Linked DNA regions of Homo sapiens: region 2 is linked to region 1. Evidence: read pairs that join two places in POLR2A ChIA-PET (ENCODE). Cell type or tissue: GM12878. All regions are shown on one strand.

Region 1 (2,500 bases):
TGTGACTCTCACTTCTCTCCTCCACACATTAGGGATAATAATATGCCCTGCACCTTAGCATTTTTGTCATGAAAAAAAGAGGCAAATACAGAGATCTTGGTACAGGCTGTCTGATGTATTAAGTGTTCATTAAATGCTAGCTTATCATATTTTAAGAAGTGTTTATGTGCCAGGCAGTCTTCACAGTAGGTTGGAGGCAGGAGGCCCAGAACCACAATTAGATCATTTTGATGTGGTGTCAGTGCCAGGATGGGAAACCTGCTGGGATGGAGTGGCTTTCACCCATCGCAGGTTTCAGATGAGGCTATCCAGAGGAGAGGGCACCAACTGAGACCAAAGGAGGGAGTACCTGCTTCACACTGTGCAGTGTTTTGAGTTATTCTGAAATTGTTTCTCCCATGGATTTTTTTAATTTTACTCTAAGTTCTGGGATACATGTGCAGAAGGTGCAGGTTTGTTACATGGGTATACATGTGCCATGGTGATTTGCTGCACCTATCAACCTGTCATTTAGGTTTTAATCCCTGCATGCATTAGGTATTTGTCCTAATGCTCTCCCTACCCTTGCCCCCCACCCCCCGGCAGGCCCCGTTGTGTGTTGTTCGCCTTCCTGTGTCCATGTGTTCTCATTGTTCAACTCCCACTTATGAGTGAGAACATGTGGTGTTTGGTTTTCTGTTCCTGTGTTAGTTTGCTGAGAATGATGGCTTCCAGCTTCATCCATGTCCCTGCAAAGGACATGAACTCATTCTTTTTTTATGGCTGCACAGTATTCCATGGTGTATATGTGCCACATTTTCTTTATCCAGTCTATCATAGATGGGTATTTGGGTTGGTTCCACATCTTTGCTATTATAAATAGTGCTGCAATAAACATACGTGTGCATGTGTCTTTATAGTAGAATGATTTATGGATTTATTTTATCTTTTCCAACTTGAAGTCTTGAAGCCATCTCAATTACAGGTGTTCACTGTGTCTTACTCCTTTGCTTTCTCACTGCAGCCCACCATTAGGGGTAACGTTGCATCACTGATAGCTATGCTTTATTGTATTCAGCTAAAGGCCTATTTTTCCTTTGATATTTAGAAGAGAAAGAAGGAGGAAGAGATCAAGCTTCACTTGAAGGAGCACCTGCAAGTGCCAGGCATCTCAGCTATGTCAGTTTCAAGCCACATGGTAGGTCTCCAAGATAACCATGCTATCATCTCCATTTTACAGATGAGAAAACTGAGAGTCAGAGAGGAAATGCACCCAAGTTGACATAACCAGAGACGACACAGCTGGGGCCAGTTCTCAGGTTCATCTTAGCCCTAGGCATCCCACAAATGCCAAAAACACCATTTCACATCATTATGAAATTTAAAAAGAAGACCATGCTACATCACAGAGGAAAATTAGGTTCAGCCCACAGTGGTTTCTACAATCATTTTCATCTAACTCAGTTCCCTGTCATCCCTCTGATCATCTCTGATCTCAATAATCAGTCAGTATGTTAATGGCACCCTTTCCATGTGCCAAAATGGCATTATATTTGCTTCTCTAAGTTCCATTCAAGAAGTTGAACTTCATTTGCTTCCCTTTATCTTTCCCTCTTTGGTTTGTCTCTGGCCTGGATGTAGTGCTTGAGTGCTGGAAGTCATTCCACAGCTCCTGGCAGCACCTCCACCTTGGCCTTCCCAAGACCCTTCTCACCTGGCATCTGCCAAACCAGGGATGTGCACCCAAAGGGGCAGAACGGACTGGTCGGCCCCACCAGGCCCAAGTCAATAGAACACAGAGCCCAAGGCTTAATTTAGAACCCCCTCCCCACAACCATGTGCCTTGACACACATGTTTGTGGCTATCTTTCTGGTGTGGGGATCTCTGCCAAGGTTATTTTCATGCTGACTGACACCTCTGTCTATTCCGGGAGAATATCTCAGGAGAGAAGCGGCTCGTGCCCAGGTCCCAAGACCTCTGGAATGTAATATTGGACCATCTATGGCACGCTGGTTTTCTGGGTGGGAGCCTCTCTGTTGTGTACTCTGTAAAGACCTGGAGGAGTTTTCTGCCTGTCACATGTTAGCAGGACCTTGATGCTCCCAGCTTCTGCTGACCCACATTTTGAACCAGTTGATCCATCAACACAAACTATAAAAAGGAATGAGGGCTGGGCGCAGTGGCTCACGTGTGTAATCCCATCACTTTGCGAGTCTGAGGTGGGTGGATCACTTGAGGTCAGGAGTTTGAGACCAGCCCGGCCAACATGGTGAAACCCCGTCTCTACTATAATACAAAAATTAGCCGGGTGTGGTGGCACACGCCTGTAATCCCAGCTACTCGGGAGGCTGAGGTGGGAGAATTGCTTGAACCCAGGAGGTAGAGGTTGCAGTGAGCTGAGGTTGCGCCACTGCACTCCAGACTGGGTGACAGAGTAAGACTCTATCTCAAAAAAAAAAAAAAAAAAAGGAATGAAATACTGATGCATGCTACAATATGAATGAACCTCAAAACATTATG
Region 2 (2,500 bases), 220 kb after region 1:
ACTCTGCCGTCCTAGCACAAAAGCAGCCATAGACAACACACAAACGAGAGGGCTTGGCTCCCTTCCAGGAAGATTTATTTAACAGGCTCCCAGCTGAATTTCACTCACAGGACACAGTTTACTGATCTCTGTTCTAGTGAGTGGGTCAAAAAGCATATGCATCCTTATCCGTCAACTCATCAGCTCTTCCTCAAGGCAACCTGAGGCCAGACACCAAGAAACCAAGCGTATCTGCTCTAAAATGACTTGTTCCTGGGGAATGCCTTCAACCAAAACACAGCTAGTATTTCTATGCCCCAAATCCAATCCCAGTCTTTCATGATCCATGCCGGCGGTTGGGTGGGGAGGGGAATCATTGGTTGGGGGAAGGGAGGAAACCCCACCTCCAGCCCCCGCCACCGGGCTCCCTGGGCACCCAGCAAGATCTGGGGCTGCAGAGAACAGAAGAGCTGGTGCACTTAATCCAGCTCTGCCCTTGGGGGGAGGAGGACCTGTGTGTCAGGCTCTGCCATGGGAACGAGTGTAAACCGTGGCTGTCTCCTGCAGTGAGCCACCGCGGCAGGCACGTTGACTGTTTTACTGACATCACTCAAAAGCTAAAGCAATAACATTCTCCTGCGTTGCTGAGTCAGCTGTTCATTTGTCCGCCAGCTCCTGGACTGGATGTGTGAAAGGCATCACATTTCCATTTTCCTCCGTGTAAATGTTTTATGTGTTCGCCTACTGATCCCATTCGTTGCTTCTATTGTAAATATTTGTCATTTGTATTTATTATCTCTGTGTTTTCCCCCTAAGGCATAAAATGGTTTACTGTGTTCATTTGAACCCATTTACTGATCTCTGTTGTATATTTTTCATGCCACTGCTTTGTTTTCTCCTCAGAAGTCGGGTAGATAGCATTTCTATCCCATCCCTCACGTTATTGGAAGCATGCAACAGTATTTATTGCTCAGGGTCTTCTGCTTAAAACTGAGGAAGGTCCACATTCCTGCAAGCATTGATTGAGACATTTGCACAATCTAAAATGTAAGCAAAGTAGTCATTAAAAATACACCCTCTACTTGGGCTTTATACTGCATACAAATTTACTCATGAGCCTTCCTTTGAGGAAGGATGTGGATCTCCAAATAAAGATTTAGTGTTTATTTTGAGCTCTGCATCTTAACAAGATGATCTGAACACCTCTCCTTTGTATCAATAAATAGCCCTGTTATTCTGAAGTGAGAGGACCAAGTATAGTAAAATGCTGACATCTAAAACTAAATAAATAGAAAACACCAGGCCAGAACTATAGTCATACTCACACAAAGGGAGAAATTTAAACTCGAACCAAGCAAAAGGCTTCACGGAAATAGCATGGAAAAACAATGCTTCCAGTGGCCACTTCCTAAGGAGGAACAACCCCGTCTGATCTCAGAATTGGCACCACGTGAGCTTGCTAAGTGATAATATCTGTTTCTACTACGGATTTAGGCAACAGGACCTGTACATTGTCACATTGCATTATTTTTCTTCAAGCGTTAATAAAAGTTTTAAATAAATGGCTTCCACTTGAGTAGCGTCATTGTCTGAGAGGGTCATTGATGTCCGGTGCACAGGGGGACAGCTGTGAGCAAGTGGGCTTTTACGTCAAGAGAATCCTATGCTTCTGTGGATGTTCAGCCTACAGGGAAGGAAGTTAGATGAAGAGGACTACCCTAGGCTTCTCCGTCAGAGGGACCCTGTCCAAGCCCCTGCCTGAGTCACCCAGACAAGGAGGAGAATAAATTTCATGCAGTTGGCCTGGAAGTGCCACCCCCACACCCCATTAGGCAGGTCCTTAAGGCTCACTCTGGTCTCACCTTTGAGTCTCCCCTGTGAGTCTCCCCTGTGGCTTGGCCACCCCTTCTCTCAGACTGAGCCTGCAGCAGACACCACCAGCTTAACAGCTGAGTGGCCTGGCATATAGAGGGAAGCCCACTGCCTCCTCCCCAGCTCTTGCTCACGACAGCAGAACAGAGCTGGAGCCCCTGGTTTACGTGATCTGTGCCACTGTTGGTGTACCTACTATGTTCCAGGCACCACAGTAGGCATTTTGCATGCATTATTTCATCCTCATTACATCCCACAAATAATAGGTATTATCCTCATTCTACAGGTGAAGAAACTGAGGTACAGACTTGTCCCAAACTGTGTGGCTAGTGAGTGGGGTGGGGTCTGAACTCAAACTCAGATCAGGACTCCTAAGCCCACACACCTTCCCCTACTTCAGGCCTAGAATCTCCACTTTAAATTTATTTTTAAGTTAAACCAATCAGTGTTATGCCTATTTTACACGAGGCTTGGGGAAAGAATAATTATACTCTTACATTTATAGTTCCAGGCCTCCAAGGAGTTCTGCTTCAAAATGGAAAGGAAAGTTAATGCTCTCACCTTTACTCTCTGCAAAGACTCAAATTTTGGTTCCGATAAGGAAAGCAGGAGAATCGTGGAGCCTCCTCATTTTTCTTTGCATGTGGAT

The links. ChIA-PET counts read pairs that join two places held together with the same protein. Peaks named below come from ENCODE experiments on the same cell type or tissue, not always from the same donor. Only the 100,000 strongest peaks of a DNase experiment are listed, where the experiment ranks them.
Region 2: POLR2A ChIA-PET joins it to region 1 with 6 read pairs; 2 of 35 experiments call an interaction of 5 or more read pairs at or near these places.

Annotation. Positions count from the first base shown.
Region 1 is chr5:173,537,589-173,540,088 of GRCh38, reverse strand. No RefSeq gene overlaps it. Among named protein-coding and RNA genes, the nearest start is that of LINC02995, 41 kb to the left of the region's middle. In GM12878, no CTCF peak of the experiment used is centred here; a DNase peak (open chromatin) is centred at 1,278; H3K27ac peaks cover 845 bases.
Region 2 is chr5:173,313,768-173,316,267 of GRCh38, reverse strand. STC2 (stanniocalcin 2) reads left to right here. Exons shown (of 4, transcript NM_003714.3): 4 at 1-1,545. Among named protein-coding and RNA genes, the nearest start is that of MIR12118, 11 kb to the right of the region's middle. In GM12878, no CTCF peak of the experiment used is centred here; no DNase peak of the experiment used is centred here; H3K27me3 peaks cover 196 bases.